Linked DNA regions of Homo sapiens: all the other regions are linked to region 1. Evidence: chromatin loops called from intact Hi-C (ENCODE). Cell type or tissue: GM12878. All regions are shown on one strand. Region 1 has its middle 18 kb from the start of MIR4453. Region 2 overlaps FBXW7 (F-box and WD repeat domain containing 7). Region 3 has its middle 19 kb from the start of TMEM154. Region 4 overlaps TMEM154 (transmembrane protein 154). Region 5 overlaps FBXW7 (F-box and WD repeat domain containing 7).

What was found. A loop is a pair of places that touch in the nucleus more often than their neighbours do. Peaks named below come from ENCODE experiments on the same cell type or tissue, not always from the same donor. Only the 100,000 strongest peaks of a DNase experiment are listed, where the experiment ranks them.
Region 2: it touches region 1 in a loop (3-fold over the local background); 2 of 110 quality-filtered maps call a loop at or near these places.
Region 3: a loop joins it to region 1, with 4 times the contacts of the local background. A loop is called at or near these places in 2 of 110 quality-filtered maps.
Region 4: it touches region 1 in a loop (5-fold over the local background); 5 of 110 quality-filtered maps call a loop at or near these places.
Region 5: it touches region 1 in a loop (2.2-fold over the local background); 3 of 110 quality-filtered maps call a loop at or near these places.

What each region holds. Positions count from the first base shown.
Region 1 is chr4:152,551,932-152,556,931 of GRCh38, forward strand. It overlaps the pseudogene RPS3AP18. Among named protein-coding and RNA genes, the nearest start is that of MIR4453, 18 kb to the left of the region's middle. RefSeq lists enhancers at 270-479, 2,714-2,863. In GM12878, no CTCF peak of the experiment used is centred here; DNase peaks (open chromatin) are centred at 460 and 2,480; H3K4me3 peaks cover 2,366 bases; H3K27ac peaks cover 4,729 bases.
Region 2 is chr4:152,458,373-152,463,372 of GRCh38, forward strand. All of the region lies in intron 2 of FBXW7 (F-box and WD repeat domain containing 7), which reads right to left. Among named protein-coding and RNA genes, the nearest start is that of MIR3140, 29 kb to the right of the region's middle. RefSeq lists an enhancer at 3,921-3,970. In GM12878, a CTCF peak has its summit at 2,275; DNase peaks (open chromatin) are centred at 599, 2,359 and 3,759; H3K4me3 peaks cover 1,367 bases; H3K27ac peaks cover 3,965 bases.
Region 3 is chr4:152,696,612-152,701,611 of GRCh38, forward strand. No RefSeq gene overlaps it. Among named protein-coding and RNA genes, the nearest start is that of TMEM154, 19 kb to the left of the region's middle. RefSeq lists enhancers at 323-552, 583-632, 4,104-4,615. In GM12878, a CTCF peak has its summit at 1,926; DNase peaks (open chromatin) are centred at 470 and 1,359; H3K4me3 peaks cover 217 bases; H3K27ac peaks cover 1,517 bases.
Region 4 is chr4:152,635,010-152,640,009 of GRCh38, forward strand. All of the region lies in intron 6 of TMEM154 (transmembrane protein 154), which reads right to left. Among named protein-coding and RNA genes, the nearest start is that of TMEM154, 42 kb to the right of the region's middle. In GM12878, no CTCF peak of the experiment used is centred here; a DNase peak (open chromatin) is centred at 2,662; H3K4me3 peaks cover 412 bases; H3K27ac peaks cover 2,210 bases.
Region 5 is chr4:152,498,455-152,503,454 of GRCh38, forward strand. All of the region lies in intron 2 of FBXW7 (F-box and WD repeat domain containing 7), which reads right to left. Among named protein-coding and RNA genes, the nearest start is that of MIR3140, 12 kb to the left of the region's middle. In GM12878, a CTCF peak has its summit at 2,561 (motif pointing right); a DNase peak (open chromatin) is centred at 2,597; H3K4me3 peaks cover 495 bases; H3K27ac peaks cover 2,111 bases.

The DNA.
Region 1 (5,000 bases):
CAATATTTCTTATGTTGAACATAGCAGGTGCTTTCACATCATACCAGTCTTTCTTAGAAACTAGATCAACTAGGCCGGGCATGGTGGCTCATGCCTGTAATCCCAGCACTTTGGGAGGCCAAGGTGGGTGGATCACGAGGTCAAGAGATCGAGACCATCTAGGCCAACGTGGTGAAACCCCGTCTCTACTAAAAATACAAAAATTAGCTGGGCATGGTGGCGCTCACCTGTAGTCTCAGCTACTCGGGAGGCTGAGGCAGGAGAATCGCTTGAACCCGGAGGGCAGAGGTTGCAGTGTGCCAAGATCACGCCACTGTACTCCAGCCTGGTGACAGAGCAAGACTGCGTCTCAAAAATAAAAAAAAAGAAAATAGATCAACCACTTTCTTCTTGGTTCCCCTTTTGCTGCCTTTCGTGAGGCACTTGTTCTTGCTGCTCAGAGAGCCAAAAGGCATTTTGCATATTTTCAAAATCTGAATGACTCATGTGTTCTGCTGGGATTCACTTGTTTCCTACTCAATATTAGGTTCCTAACTTATTCAGGCTGATACACGTAACCATAATTATATTGCCAGGGCCTCTGATGGTCTAGTACCACCAACCTGGCCGCTAGAATTCTGTTATTCCCATTTACTCTGGGGCATTTCTTACCATCAATCTTGATCTAGAGGACAAGCAGTTCTGAGCTTCTCAGAATATACTAGCATATTGCTTATCACTTTAATAAGGGAGTGTCCTCTAGGACCTCCCAGGGAACATTGTTGGCTGGTGGGTTCTCTGGTGTTACATAGTAAATGCATTCTTGGCCAGGTGCCGTGGTTCACACCAGTAATCCCAGCTGAGGGATTGGGATTTGGGAGGCTGAGGTGGGTAGATTGCTTGAGCCCAGAAGTTCAAGACCAGTCTGAGCAACATGGCAAAACCCCATTTCTACAAAAAATACAAAACTTAGCTGGGCACGGTAGTGCATGCCTGTAGTCCCAACTGCTCAGAGGGCTGAGGTGGGAGGATCGCTTGAGCCCAGCAAGTCAAGACTGCAGTGAGCTGAGATTGTGCCACTGCACTCCAGCCTGGGTGACAGAGTGAAACCGTGTCTCAAAAAAAAAAAATGCATTCTTACTTCTAATCTCTTTGAACTTGCTGACCTCTTCTTCATCTCTCTTCTAAGAAGTTCCAGCATCTCCATCTGATCATTATTTTCAAGTTTCAAGGAGCTGTTTCTGCAATGTATTAGGTACAGTTCTGGGCATTCTACCAGGATAGTGAGTCCCGTGTCACTGAATAATACACCTGTATTAACAAACTGTCCACTATTCAGTCTTATATTCTGCCCTCCCTGATTTGGCACCTTTAAGATTCATTTCCAGGAGAGTTCTCCCACTTCCTGCTAGTACCTATTTGCCAGGTTTTGCAGTGCTTTTGGTGAATAACCCCTTTCTTCACATAACAGTATTTCCTCGCTTGGCTCATAATAAGATTTCTCATTATTGGTCTAGAAGAAATGAAGAGAGGTAGGGATGGATCTTAGAGACAAGCATCATCCTGCAAGGCATTTGCCCTTGCTACGTGAGGCCTTGGCATAGTCTCCGAGCACCAGAAGTCTGATTTCTCCTAGCAAGGAGAAAGGCTCCAGAGTATTCTCACTCTCAGTTTTAAGAGGAATCTGGGGTTTTAAGGTCCTTGAGCCCATCTACCCAAATATCTCCATCGGAACTCTCAGGGCCCCTCTCCTTTTTCAGGTCCCTTGCTTTAGCATTAGAAATTTGGGGGCTGGGCACAGTGGCTCATACCTGTAATCCAAACACTTTAGGAGGCTGAGGTGGGTGGACTGCTTGAGCCAGGAGTTGGAGACTAGCTTGGGAAACATGGTGAAACCTCGTCTCTATGAAAAAAAAAAAAAATCAGCTGAGCATGGTGGTGCATGCCTATAGTCCCAGCTACTTGGAGGCCTGAGGTGAGAGTAGATAGATCACTTGAGCCCAGGAGGTTGAGGCTGCAGTGAGGCATGTTCGCACCACTGCTCTCCAGCCTAGGTGGCAAAGTGAGACCCTGAAAAAAAAGAAAGAAAGAAAGAAAGAAAGAAAGAAAGAAAGAAAGAAAGAAAGAAAGAGAAAGAAAGAGAGCGAGAGAGAGAGAGAGAAAGAAAGAAAGAAAGAGAAAGAAAGAAAAAGAAAGAAAGAAGGAAAGAAAGAAGAAAAGAAAGAGAAAGAAAGAAAGCTGGTGGGCTGTGAACTCAGTCTCCTTTTTAGCTCTGTTGTATTTAAGATCAAACTTGGGGTCTTATTCTTCAGCTCATTCTACCCTCTGTCTACAGATGAGACTCCCTTTAAATGATGCCATGAAAGATTTCTGGCTTTTAACCCATGCTCTAAGTCAATGATTACCTCACCTGAGCCTGCTATTTCCTTCCTTTGTGGCTTCTCTAGCAGTTAACAACAAGCAACCAGCTCCACAGTTCTCATAATTATCATTGTCCCTGTATCTTTCAGTTCAAGAGCTACTCTATCAGCCAGTGCATTTCCCCGCCACCTACACACTACCGCAGTTAATCACAGGCAAGACTCTTAGTAATAGTGATGCTATAGCACTCCAGAGATCATCACTGCCCCACTTACTAACAGTGATGGGGTTTTTGTTGACCTGCTCTTTGTTGGCCAGCAAGTGACCCAATGCTAGAATCTCATTCTGAGGGTCTTCTGCCTTGGGCCATTCCTAAGACTTCCTGACTTAGGCTAGGTTCCTCCAAAACTAAGGATTTGAGTACAAGTGGTATGTTTGAAGTGTAAAATGTACCAGGAAGAACTAGTAGAGTAGTGAAGACTTGAGCCAGCAAAGGAAAGAGGCCAGCAGAATATTTAATCGCCAAGTTACCCACTGAGAACAATTGGGGCTCAGTCCCACCAAAAACCTCTGGGAGATGTGGAATACACATCAAAATTTTCCCACCCAGCGGGGGGCAGGAAAGCTGGGGTGTTTGTCTTTCAACTCCCATTTGCCCTTGGGTAAGAGCTGTTCCCCCAGCATGGACCTGCCACAGAGACAGAAAGAAGCCCTTGGGCCACAGGCAGAGAGTCACAGATGCTTCCAGTAACACTGGCTTATACTAGATCATCCCAAAGGACCTGGGGGATGTGGGCAGGGCACTGATGGCTGTCAGCTATACATGTTCCAATGACTTCCTGTCTAAAATAGCTTCATCACCTTTCCTCATCATTGCCCGTCCTCTTCAGCTGCTTTCTTTTACTTCTACCTGTCATTCTATTATATTTCTATTTCTTTTCTTTGTCTTTCTTTCTCTCTTTTTTTTTTTTTTTTTTTCTGAGACAGGGTCTGGCGCTGTTGCCCAGGCTGGAGCGCAGTGCAGTGGTGTGATCTTGGCTCACTGCAACATCTGCTTCCTGAGCTCAAGCAATCCTCCCACCTCAGCCTCCTGAGTAGCTGGAACCACAGGTGCGCACCACCATGCCTGGCTAATTTTTTGTATTTGTGGTAGAGACAAGGTTTCACCATGTTGCCCAGGCTGGTCTCAAACTCCTGACCTCAAGTAATCCACTTGCCTTGGCCTCCCAAAGAGCTGGGATTATAGGCGTGAGCCACCGCGCCTAGCCAATATTTATATTTATTTTCTTATCTGTCTCTCCACTTCCACTAGAATATAGGCCAGGGACTTCATCTGATTTATTTGCCACTATAATACATCCTTATACCCAGAACAGTGCCTAAGACATAGTATGGACACAAAAAAAATTTAGAACGAATGAGTGAATGAAAAAAAGTGATATTTGCAATATAGTTTGAAAACAGCCTCTGTGACTAGGAAGTTAGGAAGGAGAAGGAAATTATTAGAATTTGAGAAGAGAGGTTAATTGAGTGGAGCCATAAGAAGCAAATATGAATTTGTCAAGGGAATCAAACATGAAAAAGTTGTTCCATTCAAAAACTTTTCGGTTTCAATTGCCTAAGAAGAAAACAGCTAATGCATCGAGAAGAAATAACAGAATGTTTAAAATCAATCCTTTTTTAAAACAAACAAACAAACAAACAAACAATGGAATAATCAATTTAGGCAAGGATTACCAATGGACACTAAAACTGTTAGGAAAAAGTAAATGCCAAACAAGATATTCACTTGTGGTTAAAGCACAGCACACAGATTGCTTGCTAATTGCTAAGGAAAAAATATACCTTCATAGGAAAGAGATCTAGCAATCACCACCTTAAACACACAGTCAAATTTAGCATCACCCAGTGAAACAGCCTATTTACCTCCTCATGTGATACAATACGAAGGACCCAGCATGATCTAGGAAGTATTCTTGCCAAAAATAAATCAAGCCTTTAGGCCTAACTTCCAAAACATAGAGGTGTAAGTTAAACACCATCACAAGGAAATAATTAGACAAATCTTTTTGGTCTGGATTTTTTCACTTAGCGTAATTATTTTGAGTTGGTTTCTTTCCCTCCTGTATCAACGATTGTTTTTTTTTTAATTGCTGAGTTCCATTGTGTGGGTCTATCACAATTTGTTTTTCTGTTCACCTGTTGATGGATATTTGAGTTGTTTCCAGTTTGGGGCTATTACAAATAAAGCTACTAGGAACATTTGTGGACTCATGTTTGTTTCGACTTTCGCTTTCGTTTTTCTTGAGAGAAAAACCTAAGGGTTGAATGGCTGCATAAGTATTCATATACATTTACATTTGGCAGGTATGTATGTAATTTGTAAAGAAATGGTTCAACCATTCTTCAGAGTGTCATTTTACATGCCCACCAGCAGTACATGAGAATTCCACATTCTCATCAATGCTTAGTTTGGTCAGTCTTTTTACTATTATCCATTCTATCAGGCGTGTGATGGTATCTCCCTGTGGTTTTAATTTGTATTTTAATTTTATGAAGCCCAATTGATTGATTTTCTTTCTTTTATAGTCCAAGCTTTTTGTGTTATATTTAAGAAATCTTTGTCAAACCCCCAGTCACTGAGATTTTTCCCTCTGTTT
Region 2 (5,000 bases), 94 kb before region 1:
TGATGGAGCACATCTATTTTCATCTTTTAAGAGCATCTAACAAATTTTTCACTTGCCCTTTACATTCCTAACTCTCAAGAGGTAGAAGATACGCATCATCTCAGTCAATTAAAAAGAATGATCCAGATATACATCATCCAGCATTATTAAGAAGCCAACACATCTAGGCTCTAGGTCAGACATGTCTTAGCAGCCAATATTGTATCAGACAAACCACCATTTCACATACATCCATTTGCACATTTAAAAATGAGAGCACAGTTAACATCATGCTGGATTGTTACCACAGTCCCATATCTACCTTTCAGAGAATCAAACAGTATGACACACATAAAATTCCTTTGTAAATCAGCTCTATTAAGAGTGAACTAACTTACTTCTAACTGGGAAAAAGAGCTTGCAGTATGGACACAAGAAACCAGGCAGGAAAGAAAGGGAGGTGGGGGTAGGATCTTGCAATGAAGAACAAACCCAGCTATGTTCAGCTTGCTATGCCACTTCTATGGGCCACAGGAAAGTTTCACAATAAGAGATAAATAAACAATTCAATTTTTTCCACTTTATAGCACAACTGAAAGCAAAACCAATACAGCCCTAACACAGGTTGACAACCACAACTGTTCCCCAACTGATATAACTTGTAGAAATTAGGATCTAGCTACTTCCTCTCTGTATATTCACTCCAAGATGCAGTGAAATGGCCCCCTAGGAGAGGTGAGGAGCCCTGCCTAGAAAAGTGGTGTTCTCTACTGTCTAAGTTACTACCCAAAACAGTACAGCTGGTTCAGACTATAACTGCAGCATGACTTTACTACCGACACCAGCATTCAATCTACCACAAGTGCTACAAAATATTTAAACCAGAAGGATGACATCATTATCATCATATTTTCAAAACCATCAGCACTTCACTTTTTCCAATCAAGCTAATTCAATAAAACAGAGTACCCATTTTTACACTAGCTTCCACCTAGTAAACCAGATTTCATCACTACTCCATCTCTTTGGAGCAAATAAGATACTACAGTATCATAGCCAAATCAGCTACAACAGTAGCCATACTGTTGTATGTATACATACACAGAGCAAACTCAATAGTCATTCCAAGACTCTTTATAGACAGCAATTAATTCATACACCCAGGTGATCAATGGAGAGTCACATCACAGGCAGACTGCCCTTATATTCATACAGCAGCGACTCCAAACCAAGGGGTAGGGCAGGAAGTACACTAGTCCCCCACTTATCCACAGAGCATATGTTCCAGACCCCCCAGTGGATGCTTGAAACCACAGATAGAACCAAACTCTATATATACTATGTCTTTTCCTATACATATATACTTATTAGTTTAATCTGTAAATTGGGCAAAGTAAAAGATTAACAACAACAATAATAAAAAAGAACAATTATACTGTAATAAAGTTATATGAATGTGGTCTCTCAAAACATCTTATTGTGCTATAATCACCTATTTTCAGACCATGGATGACCACAGATAACCAAAATTGTGGAAAGCAAAACTGTGGATAAGGGGGACTACTATATATGAAATACAGAATAGCCAAATTCATAAAGACAGAAAGTAGATTAGACACTGCCAGAGACTCGGGGAAGGGAAATGGGAAATTACTGCTTAGTAGGTACAGAGTTTCTGTTTGGAATGATAGAAAAGTTCTGGAAAAAGTAGTAATGAACGAACAACACTGTGAATGCAACTGTGCCACCAAATTGTACAGCTAAAATGGCAAATTTTATTTTGTACATATTTTACCACATTTTTAAGTTTTTTAGAAACCTATTATACATTACTAAAATTAAACAATAACCTTAATGAGATATACCATGTTCATAAGTTAGAAGACTATTAACACGTTAATTTGTATGTCATTACATATTAAAAATTGTACAATATGTAAATTCCCAAACTCCATTATAAACCCAACAATACAGCATCATAATTTTTGCTTCAAGTCACAGGTACTTGTTTTTAAAATAAGGAAAAATATAGTTTATAAAAATTAGAGTAAATTATGTATTTACTAGTTTTGATGTTGATTTCCTCCTGTAGATGGTACTTGCCATCTGGTGCCATTTCCCTTGAAATTGATTCCTTTAGAAATGCTTGCAATGGTGGCTGGCTGGTGAAAATTTCCCAGTTTTGGTTTATCTGAACATGTATTTATTTTACCTTCACTTCTAGCTGAACACAGAATTCTTATTTGATAGCTTTTTGCCTTTCAGCTGAATATACCATATCCATGGCTAGAGGTCGCCATTGTTTCTGGTAAGATATTTCTGGCTACTTTCAAGAAATTCTCTGGTATTGAGCAATTTGACCACTTATGTGCTAACATCTGTTTTTTTGTGTGTGTTTATCCTGCTTGAAGTTTGCTGAGCTTCCTGGATATGTAAATTGATACTTTCCACCAAAGTTGTGGGGGTTTTCAGCCATTATTTATTCCCCATCTGAGACTCCATTTAGATGCATGTTCAAACATTGTATTACCCCAAAGGTCTCTCAAACTCTGCTTATTTTTCTCCATTCTTTCTCTTTCAAATAGATGACTTTTATTAATCTATCTTTAACTGATTCTTTTGCCATCTCCAAACAACTGTTTTGCTTGGCCGAGCACAGTGGCTCACGCCTGTAATCAAAGTACTTTGGGAGGCCAAGGTAGGCAGATCACCTGAGGTCGGGAGGGAGTTCAAGACCAGCCTGGCCAACATGGTGAGACCCTGTCTCTACTAAAAATACAAAAATTAGCCAGACATGTTGGTGCATGTCTGTAATCCCAGCTACTCAGGAGGCGGAGGTTGTGGTGAGCCGAGATCGCACCACTGCACTCCAGCCTGGGCGACGGAGCAAGACTCCACCACAAAATAAAATAAAATAAAATATAATATAAAAATTTCATTCCAGTTACTGATCTCAACCCTAAAATTCTCTTTTGCTTCTTCTTTACAGTATCTGTTTCTCTGTTTTGATCTCCTATCTATTCACTGAACAAGACTTTATTGTTTTTTATTGGCATTATTTTTTATTGCTGTACTGTAAATTTTATTATGTTTTTTCCCAACTATTTTTGATCCACGGTTGGTTGAATCTGCAAATGCAGAAACATGGAAACAGAGGGGTGACTGTATTTTTCTTTAATCCTTTGAACATAGGACTCCTTAAATTCTTCTGATTATATTTAGGGCTATTTTAAAGTCCTTGCTTGCTAAATCCAATATCTGGCTATACTTGGGGTTAATTTCTATTGAATGATTTTCTTTACCTGAAAATGAGTCATATTTCCACTTTATTTGCATATCTAATAATTTTTAGTTGAAAATACACATTGTAAATAGCAAGTTATAGCAACCAGATTTTGTCGCAATCTTTCAAAGGACCATTTGGTTTTCATGTTGTATGATTCTAATGGGCTCGTATGGACTCAAACTGCAAACTTCAGTAAGTCCTCACTTAATACCATCGATAGGTCTTGGAAACAGCAACTTGAAGCAAAACACAAACAGCAAGGTCCTTGAATACTGTCGTTTCCTTTAACACTGCTTTGTTATACAACTGATGAGAAAAAAATGTTCTGTTATACGTTGTTTCAGTTAAAGTCAGATTCCAAGAACCTATCAATAATGTTAAGTGAGGACTTACTGTGTGTCTCCCTTATAGTAAGCAACAATGATTTTGCTTAGTTCTTTCACCTTCCAGCTGCTTCCTTCTTCTAACCTGATGCCCAGGGCATCCCCTCTGCACCTGGGTAGTCTGGTGGTCAGTGAAGGAAATGGGCAGAGATTATACTGAGATGTGTGGCCTACATCCTCTGATGTTATCTTGCTTTCAGTGTTTGTTCCCTAAATTTTAACTCTTCTGTCAACAATATGTTCTGTGCTCTGATACCTCAAGCCAGCTGTTGGCCACGCAAATTGCATGCAAGTTGAGAAATGTACTGTCAAAAAAAGAAGCAATCACAAATCTCACAGGGTTCAATTCTTTCAGGAGCAGATTCCGCTCTTGTTTCTGCCTGTTTTTACACTGGGTCCCCTGGGGTCTCCCCTATGCATGTATAGTTTCGTGATTAGCCATGATTTGGACAGAGTTTACACTCAGATTTTGGATCTTACTTATTGCTTCCATGATTCCCCTGAGTAAATTTCCAACTGCCAGGCTACCCGTAACTTCTTTCCTATGCCACTGAAAGACAGGAGGCGAAAATGCACCATAAGGCAAGAAAGCCACAAACATACAATTACACATTGCAGTTGGAGGCTCTCATCTGGCTTTGCTTTTTTGGTTACTTTCCATGGCTTTTAAAACAGTTAAAGTTTTTCTTTCAATATTTTGTCCAGATCTTATAATTGTTAGCTGAAAGATGGTTCACTCAACCACTTCACTAGCATCACTGCATTCTTAAAAGAAGAATCTCGAAATTCTAATTAATGAAAAATTTCTCACATCCTTGATTTCTATTCCTTCCACCAAGTTAAAATCTTTACCTCATCAGACAAGAATTTGAAGTACTCCCACTTCCACTTCCAGTCTTTTTTTTTTTTTTTTTTTAATCTCACATAGTACACTGAGTAATTTCTTGTCTGGTATATTACTTGTATCATTATAAAGAATGTTTTTGGCTGGGTGTGGTGGCTTATGCCTGTAATCCCAGCACTTTGGGAGGCTGAGACAGGTGGGTCACTTGAGGCCAGGAGTTCAAGACCAGCCTGGTCAACATGGTGAAACTCCATCTATACTAAAAATACAAAAATTAGCTGGGCGTGGTGGTGGGCGCCTGTAATCCCAGCTACTTGGAGGCTGACGCATGAGAATCACTTGAATCCAGGAGGCAGAGGTTGCAGTGAGCCGACACATCACACCACTGCACTCCAGCCTGGGCGACACAGTGAGACTTTCTGTCTCAAAAAAAAAAAGAATGTTTTCTGTGAAAACTAGGAAACATGTCACCAGAAACTTCGTTGTAAGTTTAAACTCCACCATTACC
Region 3 (5,000 bases), 140 kb after region 1:
CTGGTGTTTCTCCTTCCAATCTTTTTATGAGCATTTATTCTAAATATCTGTGCAAATATAAATATATTAAATTTACTTTCTATTTAGGAAATCAAAGAAGTTGGGAGAATAGAAAAGATCATTAGACACAAACAAAAGATGGTACACAAAGGGAAATGAAAATAAAACATGAATGACAAGAGAAGTTAGGGTAAAACTGATCCACACCAGTGCTTCTCCAGGAGCCATAGCCTTGATCTGAGGCATCAGGGCAGTGCTTTGTCCGTGGAGTGTGCTAGAACCATGAGGTCATCCTCTCTGATGGTGGTCACCCTCTCTGATGGTTCTATTACTTTTAATTGCAAAAACAGCAATTGCTTTTGCACCAGCCTAATAAGTATATGCTGGGCTCCAGAACTGAAGAGGACTGAACGTCATAGGAGGCTGTGGCTAAAGAAACTGGAAATGGTTCAGAGAAGAGAAACCAAGATGACTAATAAAGGGGAGCACAATGAAGCCTTTGAGCAGAGGTGAAAGAAAGCACAACTGTGCGGCCGGAAAGAAAGGAGGGCTGAGACAACGTAATACCATTCATGTAGATGAGGGGTGTGCACCTCTAAGGGGTGACTTGCTGTTCTCTATTTTCACTGAGGACTGAAAAAGGAGAACAAATAATAAACATTACTCTGTATGTCTAAGGGTTTTTTACTTTGCCAGAATTTTTTTTTTTCCCAGTGACTGATATCATCCTTACATTTTGAGATACTGACTGTCCTTGCACAGGGATTTAGGTTTGCATAGGAGAAACTACCACGGTGGCTGTTAAAGCATCCAGTGAGATTTTCCAAGGAGGGCACAGACTCTTCTTTCAATGATCAAAATAGAACCATTCTTCATCACATAGGGATGCTTTCTACATTGCCCTGCCTAAGAACCAAGAATAGTAAGTATACATTCCATTTCTAGAATACATTAATTGAATGTCTTTCTCCTTTCTAAACTCATTGGGCCTGTGAAACAATCATTTGAGGTCACGAGGAAGATATTATCTTCCCATTGTCCAGGTGAGAAAATGAAGGTTTAGAGGAAGGAAGTGACCTGCCCAAGGCCCCACAGTGAATGGTAAGCTAGAGTATATTCCAGATCTAGGGATTCTGGGTTTCCAGGACTCTTGCCACACTAGTCAATCTCTGAGATCAGAATCACCTGCAGGGCTTGTTGAAACACGGATTGCTGGATCCAGCCCCAGAGTTTCTGATTCTGTAGGTCTTGGGTGGGGCCTGAGAATTTGCATTTCCAACAAGCTCCAGGTAATGCTGCTGCTGTCTGGGAACCACACTCTGAGAATGACTGTGTTATACCACACCTGCCAGCCAACTAGAGCTGTGAAAGGAAAACACTTCAGTAAGACCTCAAACCCAGAGAATTTTCATTCAGACCTCAGACTCAGAGAAGTTTTATTTAACTTGAAAAATCATCTGCATGAAACTCACTAATTTCTGACCACCTTCCAAGCAACTGGCCCCTGTGTTATCAGAACACATTAGCACACAAGTCCACTCACAGTGCAGAGTCCAAGCCTCGCTTCCACACACTTTCCCAGAGCAATACAACCCAAAGAGGTAGAAGTGGAGCAGGGGAACTAAGAAATATTGAGCACTTATTCTATGACAGGCAGTGTTCAGAGTCTTGTATAACTCCTTATTTTATGTTTACAGTCACTCTGATAGAGAAACAATTATTCCCATTTTACAGAGGAAGAAATTGAGGCTCAAAAGGGTTACACAACTTTCCTAGGAAAACAACTAGAATATTCAGCTTCCAAACTATATATTTTTTTGACATCACAGATTCAACTATTTTAGATCCATTCCCTAACTTGTATTCTATCCACCCTAATTTTTAGCCCCTTAGCACATTTCTCTCCCCCATTCTTCAGGGTTAGTGAGCCTCCCGTCTTCAGCCTATGGGCATTGCACTTAATTTCTTTCTAATTCATAAAGCTCTTTTCTGAACTTTGGTGCCAGAATCATTTAGGACTTATTGGTTGTCTATTTAGCTTGATGCAAAGACCTAACCTAGAGGGAATTAGTTGGGTAAATTGTGGCACATCCTTATGCTGTTGTACATGGACATAAAAAATGGTTGTGATATATTTGAATTTTATTTTATTTTATTTTTACTTGTCTTTGTCAGGCAATATATTTGAATTTTAAAAAGCAAGTTACAATCATGCACAGTGTACTACTTTTTGTTAAAAAAAAAAAAAAACCACATGCATGCAAAAATGCACATTCACACATTGCAACCTACACAGCCTAGAAGAGTATACACCAAAATGTGAGCAATGATGAACTCAGAGTGGTGAAATTATGGGTGACTTTTACATTTTCTTTATTTTGTTTTTCTAAATGTTATGATTTTTCTTTTCTTTTTTTTCTGTCTCTTTATTAGAGACAGAGTTTCACCATGTTGCCCAGGCTGGTCTCAAACTCCTGAGCTCAGGCCATCCATCCACCTCAAACTTCCACACTGCTGGGATTACAGGTGTGAGCCACCATGACTGGACAAAATGTTATGATTTTTCTTGATAGATATGTGTAAGAAGCTTCTTCACCTGCCTTAAACTTCTTATCCTTCTCTCTTCACACTGAGTTCTTTACAAGCTCCTGGTGTTTATTCTCCTAATTAAATATTTAGTTCTATATTCTTCTCTATGCAAGAAAAGAAGAGTTCTTTGGGAGCAGGAAGGAAAAAAACATCCTCCCACCTATGTCCAATTCAAGGAGAAAACAAGCTGGCTACCAAAACTCCCCTGGGGCTCGTGTTTTCTATGCATGGTGAGAACACTATTCAAGGACGTCTAAGAACTGAGCATATATAATAATTATCTCTTTAGGGTTCTTAGGCTCTGCAGGGCATGCATAAGAGTGGAATACACCAACTCATAAATCTAAATGATTTATAACAACATTATATATACCACAATAAATACTTAAAGAAATAAATGAACAAAACTTAGACTTTGCAGTAGTGCTTTAAAAACATTCAAAAATTAATAGCTACAGTTCGAAGCCCTAGATAGAGTAGTAAATTCTCTATCCGTGTAAGTCTTCTAGAGACCCTGGTACAGTGAAGGCTCAAAGCTGTGCAGGTTGGAAGGAGGATTCTGCAGTGTTAAGCCAGGGCCCTTTGGAATGAGCCTCAGGTCCAGGCCTTTTCCAGTGGAGATCTTTCTCCAGCAGAACACAAACCATCAGGTGAATGACCTGGGTTGGGGTAAATTCATTCGGTCACACCCCATGCCTTGGGCCAAACCATGCACCCAGTTAAAGGGAATGGGTGGCTATTTCTGTATCCCCAAGAATAAAACCAACTGTGACCTCTAATGCTATTGGGGCTAGAAAGGGAAGAAATATGCCTTCTTTCATGTGAATTCATGTAAGGGATGAGGATGGGGAATCATTCACTGAGCAAAGATAATTATTTGCAACTAGAACATCCCTAAGCCTGCAAATAAATCTTCAGAATAAGACCATGAGAGTAAAAGCAATTTCTGGCCCAGGTCTCATGCCCTAAGCACTTCACCTAGACAATCCTCCTGAGAAAAACAAAAAAGTCACTCCTTCCCTAGGCCTGCTGGTTCTGGCCTGGAGGCTGGTTGCTTAAACCAATGATTGTTTTCTAGAGAGCTGTCAGGGAGAGCAAAAGTAATGAAATCATTTCATGTTCTTTATCTGGGAGAGTCAGCCTGTGGCATTCTCAGCACTTCTCTTGAGCTGTATCTATCACTGTCAGACTGTCTTGTGGGAGTGGGGCATGCAGATTAAAAATGACTTCACAGCCCCTCCCTCGCAGGTTAGGGAGCATGACATCTATTGGCAGCTGGGCATCTGATGGCTGAGAGCCAGGCACCACATTGCTACATTTCCACTGGGTCCTTGCTGAAAATATTTCTCCTGAATAATATCTTGGCCCTAATGTTGAACCAACTCCATCCCAGACTCACATCCTCTCTGAGATGATCTTTTGGTGATCTTCCACTCTCCACTGTAGCTTTTCTTCCTACCGCAAATTCAACACTGTAGCAGATTTCCCATGGTGTATTGTTATCGGGGGACCTGCCCCGATAATCACGTAGGTTCTTTTCTATTTTCCTAAGCGTCGACTGGCTTGAGAAATAAAAGGACAGAGTACAAAAGAGAGAAATTTTAAAGCTGGGCGTCCGTGGGAGACATCACACATTGGTAGGATCCGTGATGCCCCACAAGCCACAAAACCAGCAAGTTTTTATTAGGGATTTTCAAAAGGGGAGGGAGTGTGCGAATAGGTGTGGGTGACAGACATCAAGTACTTAAAAGGGTAATAGAATATCAAAAGGCAAGTGGAGGCAGGGCGAGATCACAGGACCACAGGACTGAAACGAAATTAAAATTGCTAATGAAGTTTTGGGCACCATTGTCATTGATAACATCTTATCAGGAGACAGGGTTTTGAGATCAACCGGTATGACGAAAATTTATTAGGCGGGAATTTCCTCTTCCTAATAAGCCTGGGAGCGGTATGGGAGACTGGAGTTTATTGCACCTCTGTAATCTCGACCATAAGAGACAGGTACGCCCCGGGGGGCCAGTTCAGAGACCTACCCCTAGGTGCGCATTCTCTTTCTCAGGGACGTTCCATGCTGAGAAAAGGAATTCAGAGATATTTCTCTCATTTACTTTTGAAAGAAGAGAAATATGGCTCTGTTCTGCCTGGCTCACCGGCAGTCAGAATTTAAGGTTATCTCTCTTATTCCCTGAACAATTGCTGTTATCCTGTTCTTTTTTCAGGGTGCCCACATTTCATATCGGTCAAACACACATGCTGTACAATTTGTGTACTTAACGCAATTATTACAAGGTCCTGAGACGATATACATCCTTCTCGGCTGACAGGATTAAGAGATTAAAGTAAAGACAGGCATAGGAAATCACAAGGGTATTGATTGGGGAAGTGATAAGTGTCCATGAAATCTTTAC
Region 4 (5,000 bases), 83 kb after region 1:
AGGATCTATATACGTTTAAATGACTTTGAGGGACTAAAGAAGAAAAGAGGAAAGCAGCCTCTGCACAAAGAAAAAAATTAGAAGTGGTCACAAAGATTTAACTGAGCAGACAGGCCAAAAAAAGCTCGCATAAAACTGCTGTTTTCTTGCAATTAATGGTTAAGTGTTGTCAATGACTGTGCTGAGTGACAGACACACCATTCACCGAGTACTTTCCTGTATTAGCCTCATGGTGGCTGGCTTTCTTGCTGCTGAGTGTTCTTCTTTTTCTAATCTATAATTTGTCTTTTAATTTATGAAATATCTCTTATTTTAACAAAATAATAAAAGAGAATGAAAATACATTTTTAAAAGAAACTTTTCTCTAGATTGAGCTTTATCAGCTACGAACCTGCCATGTGAACTTGAACAAGCCACTTAACCTCTCTGAGTTCTAAGTTTACTCAAATTATTTTATTTTTAACTGGTTGTTTTGACATGATGTAGACAGTGTCAGGCACATATTAAGTGCTCAATAAATGTCTTTTGAAAACCTACATCAAAAATTATACTTTCTCAAAAAATGACAAAGAGAAGGGATGAAACAGGAAGAAATCCACAAAATTCTCTATTAAACTAACCTAAATTTTTCCTGAAAAATAGTGAAGCAACTCCTTTTTATAATGACATCGAGCTCAGAAACATAAACTATAGAATAAACAGTAGAATTATTATAAGAACAGATATACTGTCACTCTCTCTTAGTTAATTTCTTAGGCACTAGCATATAGAAAATGTGATGTAAATGTCTTACTATTGCTGTAATTATTACTGTATTTTCAAAATTATAAATCCACTTGAGCAGAACCACATCTAATTCTTTCCCTAATCTTTCCCTATGTTGCTGCTTAATGTAAAATCATCCCTGTGGTCAAGAGATATAAGAGGAAAGAAGACAGGCATTTGGCTAATATTTGCGATTCCTTGTCTGTGGTTATTCATCTGAGATTGCAGAGACAGAAACACGAAGCTTTCAGGAAACCGTCTAACTACAAATGCCTCCAGAAGAAGGAAGAGGCTGGCTAGATTGGAAGAGTCATGATAAAAGGGACTTTTTCTTGTTTGCACCACTATCTAGTGGCATTTGGGAGGGTGTTGTGAGTGTGGGGTTAGGCAATAAGGGAGTGTGTTTTCTACACAGAAGTTAAAACAATAATAAAACCAACCAAAAGGATCTGTTTTCTGTCGTTACCATGTGTTGGCAATGCTTAACCAGATCAGGGATGAAATTCTCTTCAACTTGAGGGCAGACCCCTCCTAGCACCCTCCTCCCACTGACACTTTGCCCCTGGGCAGTGCCAGGCACATAGCAGGTATGAATCACGGAAAAGATGCTAAGATGGAAAATAAGAATATGAAACACTCCCCTCCCCCATGATTCCTTTGTTGCTTTTCCTATTGATTTCTTTCAAACATGAAAACCATAGTGTCCACTTCTCATAGTATTTTGTACATCTCTGGTCCTTATTAAAATCCTGTGCTGTCTTTCGGATTCCATAGCTCAGGAAGAATATCCATTCAATGAGGACAGAGGAAAGTAATGAACAAGACTGGCCAATGAGACAAGGATAAAGTTCTGAAAGGCCTGAGATTACAGACCCTAACAAGACAAGCTTGAAGAGTTGAAGTCTTTGCACACAATGTGGTATATTCAGTGTAGGATGGTTATCAGATTGACTCCCTTTTCCCAGAAGCATGGTGGTCGTAGGTTCTATGGACTTAATAGATAACAGAGGTTCTATGTCAGGCATGTCTTTCTAGCATCAAGGAAAGTGGAACCCTGTAAATGAATTCCAGAAGGCTTTGTTTATCAGGAGAAAGGAGAAGTGTGTCTTCCACTAAATTCAATTTTTAATGACTGTTACATACTTTCTGAAGCATTAAATTCACCTGTATACTACTTCAATGACAGAGGAAGAATCATGCACAAGGTAAAAGCCAATGGAAAACTTTGGGTGATAATGGTGTGTCAATGTAGGTTGATTGATTGTGATAAATGTAGAACTCTGATGGGGGACGTTGATAATGGGGGAGGCTGTGCATGTGTGAGGGCAGAGGGTATATGGGAACTCTGTATTTTCTGCTCAATTTTGCTGTAAACCTAAAACTGCCCTAAAAATAATCTTTTAAAATCCCAGTGTGGGAGGGGGAAGAACAATTGCCACTGCATAAGAATAATTAGTTTCACTTGCGTGGTGCTTTAAAACTTAGCTACTGCCGGGTGCGGTGTCTCACGCCTGTAATCCCAGCGCTTTGGGAGGCTGAGGTGGATGGATCACCTGAGGTCAGGAGTTCAAGGCCAGCCTGACCAATGTGGTGAAACCCCATTTCTATTAAAAATACAAAATTAGCCAGGCGTGGTGGTGGGTACCTGTAATCCCAGCTACTTGGGAGGCTGAGGCAGGAGAACTGCTTGAACCCAGGAGGCAGAGGCTGCAGTTAGCCAAGATTGCACCATTGCACTCCAGCATGGGCAACAAGAATGAAACTCAGTCTCGAAAAAAAAAAATTAAGATAAAAATAAAACCTAGCTAGGTGGTTTCATTCTCTTATATCATCCTGTGAAACTAGAAGGACAGATGTTCTTATTTCCATTTTTCAAGATGAAGAAATTAAAACTCAGAGAGCTAAAGTGACTTGTTTTAGTCTAAAGAACAAACAAGCATTCAAATTAGGTCTTAAAATGAGTCTTCTAAGTCCAATGACCCACAAATGCACTTTCCACCTGTATCTATAACAATTCACAAGCTTTTAGAGAAAAAAGAAATCTTATTTTTGTCCCAGGGTAGATACTCAAAGTAAACATTTTATGGATTATCAATTTAATTAAAACATTAGGATAGGAAAAAGAAATGTACATAAAATTATGACAGAAAAGAAAGATTATCCAAATTATAAGGTGTTACTATCCTTTTAAAAACTTCAGACTGGGCGAGGCACAGTGGCTCACTCCTGTCATCCCAACACTTTGGGAGGCCAAGGCAGCAGAAGGATTGCTTGAGCCCAAAAGTTTGAAAGCAGCCTGAGCAACATAAGGAGACCCTGTCACCACAATAAAGTAAAATAAAATTAGCCAGGCATGGTGGACAAACCTGTGGTCCCAACTACTCTGGAGGCTAAGTTGGGAGAATCATTTAGGCCCAGGAGGTTGAGGCTACAGTGAGCTGGGATCACACCACTGCACTCCAGCCTAGACAACAGAATGAGAGTCTGTCTCTACACAAAACAACAAAACACCAAAAAACTCCAGAGTGATAAGTGGACTATTCTGAAATCACCAACATTAATGGGCCTATGCCAGTAATTAAGGAGAACTGAAAGTCTCATAGTAGATCAAACAAATTCCTGATTTCCCAGGATTGGTAGGTCCAGAAAGAAACCACCAGGGAACACAGGGACAAAAATAATGCTTCGCCCACCAGTATTGATGTGTCTGGGTCTTAGGATACAGGCTTAGGATAAAGGAAGTGAATTTTTTTTTAATCCAGTGAGCTGGGTCTTAGTATAAAGGCAGTGAGTTTCTGTACATCAGTCCTAACTTCCTAATAATTATACTAGCAATAACCAGTGCTTATTGAGAACTTACTTTGTTCTGGGCTTTGTTCTAAATCCAATGTACTTTTCTTAGATTTTTTAATGAATAAAAAATTAACTTTGCAATATCATAATAACCTTTGAAGTAATCAGAAAGTGCCTAGTGGTACAAAGATCTGGGACTTGCCATTCTTGGTTCTCGAATGCTGGTGCTGGCATTACGAGAGGGCATAAAGTGAAGGCCTGACAGCCATCCTGTGAATGCCACACAGCTCTGGACCCACAGTGGAATGTAGACCTTCCCTTTTAAAACAATCATTTAACTATGTGAAGGCTCTAGCTCATTTTCTCATTATTTCAAAAATCTGACTTTTTTTTTTTGAAACAGAATTTCTTTCACTCTTGTTGCCTAGGCTGGAGTGCAATGGTGTGATCAGTGCTCACTGCAATCTCCGCCTTCCCAGTTGAAGGGATTCTCCTGCTTCAGCCTCCCAAGTAGCTGGGATTACAGGTGCCCGCCACAACGCCTGGCTAATTTTTGTATTTTTAGTAGAGATGGAGTTTTACCATGTGGGCCAGGCTGGTCTCGAACTCCTGGCCTCAGGTGATCTGCCTGCCTCAGCCTCCCAAAGTGTTGGAATTACAGGCATGAGCCACATTGCCTGGCCAAAAATCTGATTTTTAAGAAGATTTCACTGCCATACAATTCTGTAATGTTAAGCTTCTTCCATGTTGCCAACAATTTCAAAGAGCAAAAGGCAGGAATGTAAAAACCACTGAGGGTAGTTTTTAGCATCATTGAGGTTGCTCATCAGTGATAGAGTAATAAGATACTTAAGATATTTATGGAGTTTTAGTAGTGATCTGAGCCCTATACCAGACATATATAGTTACATATTTCCAGGTAAGATCAAAACATGGGGAAAATATTCCTTTGTAATATTCCCCCTGGCATTGTTGTTTTCTTCCACCTGCTTGTTAATCAATCTCTCTCTCTCTCTCTCTCCCCCTCTCTCTCCCTCTCTCTCTCCCCATTTCTTTTAGAGACAGGGTCTTGCTCTTGCTTGTTGCCCAGGCTGGAATGCAGTGGTACAATCATAGCTCACTACAATCCTGAAATCCTGGGCTCAAGCAATCCTCTCACATCAGCCTCTCAAGTAACTAGGACTACAGGCAAGCGCCACCAAGCATGACCTGGAATCTCTTTTAAATAGGATAGAATCCTTCCTGAACTGGCAATAATCTTAACATGAAAATGCCTAGGGTGGTGATATTGACCTAAATCTACAATAGGTATAGACTTTGGCATCAGAGCTGAGGTTTGTCTGAGTAAGACTGTGGTGGTGTGATGTGAGGAGAGATTTGGGATGGTGAATTCTTAAGTGAGGTTTAGGGGGGAGACGCAGGAAAAGGGTCCGAAGATAAAC
Region 5 (5,000 bases), 53 kb before region 1:
TTCAGCCTGGCATCACTGTGATTCTCAGCAACTCTCATCACTATATATTATGAGGGTGACTGTGCTGAACCTTGAATCTAATAGGTGCAAGACATTCTGTTGGACAATGCAAGCGATATAAAGAGGCATAGTACTAGTTTTCAGGGAGCTTATCATTTAGTGCGGAAGCTAAGATGCATACAGAAAAACAAAACAAAACAAAAAAACACCTTGCACTTAATGTCTAAACAAGTGCTACTGGAATTCAGAGGAAGAAAAAAATCCATCAGGCTGCTGGGATGGTATAAGAAAGGTTTCATAACAATAGTGGAGCTCAAGCCAAGTAGCAAAGAAGAAAAAGCAATTCAAAAGGTACAAAAATTGGCATTCCTGGTAAGAAAAAATGACAGCAAAGGATTGCAGAGCTCTAGGAAGGGAAAAAATAGAGTATAAGTGCTTGACAATTTTTAGATCTCAATTAGAAAAATAAAATATTTTGACGATAAATAAAATCTTTAAAGTTAGACGATCAATCAGGGCTCTAAGCTATAAACAGAATCTATTTGAGGTGGTTTCAAGAGAAAATAAATTTATTAATATATTAGGGGATTCCAAGAATTATCAGAGAACTGAAGAATCCACTTGGAGATATGATGCCAGGAAAAATACCTAAGTCTCCCCACCAAATTGTTCCCATCCTTCAGCCCTAGTACCATGAAAGCTGAGCCTAGGACAACAAGGCTCACTAGTATCTCTGTCACTGCTACCTCTAAACAGCTCAATATCTTGTCACTCAACATGCACATTAGAAAGCAATTCCAGGCAAGAGCTGTTACCCTGCATTTCTCTGACCCTGAATTCATGTCTTACACAGATGCATCTGATCAATAAAGCCTAGGTCATATGCTTGTGCCCTAGCTGCAAGGAATACTAGGAAATTGAGTTCTGACTCTATAAAACATGAACATGCAAATTTATCCAACATTGAGAGGCTATTTGAAATGAGAAACCACAAATACAGATCAAGTCTATGCTTCCAATCAAGATCCTCAAACCTGACAGATTATAACTAAGCCTTGTACAAACAAGACTCTCTCTGTTCCTCATATGGAGGTAAGAACCAGAGACTTATCAGTTATTGCACACAGCTCCAATATCAGAATCTCTCGGTGATATCCCCCTCCTTCCTGTTTTCTCATATAACCCATGAAGTAAACTGCAAAAAGGGGGCAGCCTCCTGAGCAGCCAGGACCACAGGCTCACGCAGCCATGCCCAAAACACAAAAGTTAACTTTTGTGTTTTTTGTAGAGACAGGGTTTCACCATGTTGCCCAGGCTGGCCAACTCACTCTTATGGTAGTTCAAGTAAGGCCTTCTCCTATGAGACCTAAAATTTTTTGCTCATACAGATAAAGTAGGATCTTAATAGGCTTCCTCTCTATTTTAGACGTAGGGATCCATGATCATTTAGTCACAGCCAAAAAGAATTCAAGTCAGTGCATCTCTGATCATCATGCCTGTCAAGCTACCTTATGAAAATGATGCCTGGACCTTACCTAGAATCTGGCCACACCCCCTGAAGTAAAAAAGACAATTTCAATGAAAGTATCTCCTCCAGCCTACAGACAAAAGCAATTGAATTACTTTTCATATATGCTGGCACTGCCCTCAAAGTATTTCTCATTAGGTTGGTGAATGAAGTGTCTTCCAGACCTCTTAGTAGAGAATACTGGAGAGGGAATAGGGGAGGTAAGTGAATGGTCACAGTGATAAATCCACTCCATCAGTTCTATTTCCTTTAATCTTTTGACTTCTTCCTCTATATTATGCTATGAGTTTTTAGGCATTCAACTTCATTTAGTATAAGTCAATGCTGAGACCAAAGGAGCAAACAATTAGAACCACTCCTGGCTACTTGAACGAGAACAATGAATTCAGAATCTCTGATAACTGCACCATACCAATACATTCAGCCAAATGCAAAAGCATGTTTCTTTCTCTCTCACATCATCATCATCACCCATTTCTGTACATATTCCTGAAGGTTTTGCTGCTTTGTCAGCAAAAAAAAAAAAAAAAAAAAAAAACTTTAAAAAAATTACATATAATCCTTTTCTTCCCATTGTGACTGCAAAGGTGCAGCATGATATAGTCTGACTCCAGTTACAGGTATGGAAACATGAGTATCGTGGGAAGGGGTATGAGGAAACTAGCTTCCCCATGGATGGTAACTGTCTTAAGCAAGGTTGTTAACACAGGGAAGGATGGCTTCTGCTAGCAGGAGAGACTCAGAGTTTGGAGACTTGAAGTACTATGTGTCCGCAATTCCCCATATACAGAAATGTATTCAAAAGATTATTAGCAGCCAAAAATATCACATGTACAATTTAAAAAGTGGGTATTTATAAATTGCAATTCTGTTTCCTCATATTTTCTTAAAATTAAGCAACATAAGATTTCTTCTATTTGGTTTTGTTACCATGCATTTGATTAATATTAATTATCACAACTTCACACTAAGATCAGGCAGCATTATGGTACTCAAATTTAAGAGCAATTGAATTTGTGCCTCTAGAGGGCAGCATTTCTCACAGGATAGACAAGTCCGACTTAAAGTCACTGTGGAAGAAGCTTAAGACATGCAGGAAGACAAGCTTTAGCAAGTTTCTTTCTTGTAAGATATCTCAAAGCCTTTGATATATTAATGTGCATGGTAAAATATTCAATAGGCCATTATTATGGTACACAGTGTTTCTTCAAACTTAATTACAGAACTCTTTCAAGGACCATCTCTAGTGACTAGCAGAATGCACTTTGGAAACCATCTAAATAGGCAAATTCTCTCAAGACAAGTTCCACTTCCTTCTTTATTCATGAACTTATGCTTCATAGGATTTTTAAAACAAGTTTTCAGACATCTCCTTATATTCTCATATCATGAGATCAAGACAGAATGAAATAAACATCAGCAATAACATTCATTTACTTCTGTAGAAATCAAAAACATGGAGAACTTATTGCCTAACTTGCTCAAAGGATAAAAGCAAAGTAATAAAGAAAAAAAGGTTGGTGCTTTAATAACTAGTCAAGATATGGCCACTACTGGTTTTAAAACCACAGAGGAGTTGAAGTACTTAATTTTAGAAATTGTATATTCATCCAAATTCAGGATATTAAATATCTGAGCTCCACTGAAAATCTTTCCACAATCCATGTCAACTGAAATTGAGCTTGCTAATCTAAAGTTTGTTGTAAACCTGATGAGATCTCGATAGGTCTCTACAGATGAACATTCTTTTTTTTATTTGTGAAAGAGCTATTAAACAAAATTACTCTCTTTTTTTGGTTTTTCACCCAAATGATGAAACAGTCTTTAGAATATAGATACTTTTCCACTCTCCAACTACTCTAGTAACATACAGGCAAGCTATGATTTCAAATATGTATATCCAAATGCTTTTCTGATTAAATCCTTTTATCCATGAAAAATGTTTGAAATTTTTTCATGCCTATAAGAGATGCCACAAAGAAAATGCAAGTAGTTCTAAGTAGCTCTTTCTAGGGTGCTTGATTCAGAAGTCCCCTTGGTACTGTTCCTATGACATCAGCCTGATCAAAAATGACTGTAATCTCTAGTCCCAAGTAACCAAAATACTTTAATCACATACATAACCAACTCTCAAAAGGTTTAATTTCTAATATATTAGCTATTAGCCACATGTGACTACTAAGCACTTGAAATGTGGCTAGTGTTACCAGGGAATTGAGTTTTTAGCTTTATTTAGTTGTACTTAATTTAAATTTAAAAGCTGAAGCTGTGTAAAATGTCCTTCTACTAAAGAAAGTTTTATTCTTTTGGCAGTACTACATTTCACTGTGACCACTGTACTGCATATTATACTCCACATCTCAGGATACAGTGAGTCATTTCTAGTATTACACATAAAAATACTGATCTAGTCAGTAAAAATTAACTAATTTACAGTTAGAATGAGTATTTTTCTACTCATCAATCTAACACCGTACTGCGTTTACTTAAATACGTTTTTCACAAATAACACAAGTTGCAGTGATGCCTATGTAAATCACAACTGGTAACTCAATCGCAATACTTTTTATTTTTTTTAATTTTAATATTTTGAATATAATTAATTTTCTTACTTTAAAAATGAATGGACAAGAGGAGGACACATTTTTAAAAGTAAAAAGAAGGCATTACAGCAATACACAATCAAGTAGAGATACAGAAGCTAATGCTACCACCAGAACAGTAAAGTAAAAAGAAACTGGAAGAAGGTATGCTAGAAATTTTCTAATGAATGACAATTACAATTAGCTGTGACAGAGCAAAATTAAAAGCTATTTCTTGGGTTTTAAAGTTTTACAAGTAAAGTAGACAATATTAGGAGACATTTTCAACAAATACACAGTGAATTTTATAAGAACTTTCTGCTCTACAATCAGAAGAAAAGCAACAAAATTAGCCAAACAATGTCAGAAGTAAATGTACAACAAACGTGTTTAAAAGCTTTTTAACAAATCTGGGCTTGTAACTCTGGTCAGCTATAAACTGGCTTAAATTCTTGCGCCAAAAGAAAGAAAATCACATTTACATAAAGAGATGGTAAAGAAATTATTTCAATTATAGAAATTTTGTTAGAAAATTATGAGGAATACTAAAATAGATACTTTACAACACGTGGAAGATATTCAATTAAGACACCATCCATCATATGGAAGACCTTTCTAATAATACGAAAAATCAACAGATTCAAAATGTGAAAAATTACTATTTCCCTTTAGCTTTAGATGAGCCATGTGATATAAGAGACACTACCTTATTAAATTTTTTTTTTTGAGACAGTCTCGCTCTGTTGCCCTGGCTGGAGTGCAGTGGCGCAATCTCGGCTCACTGCAACCTCCACCTCCCAGGTTCAAGTGATTCTCCTGCCTCAGCCTCCAAGTAGCTGGCATTACAGATGCACACCACCACGCCCGGCTAATTTTTTGCATTTTTTAGT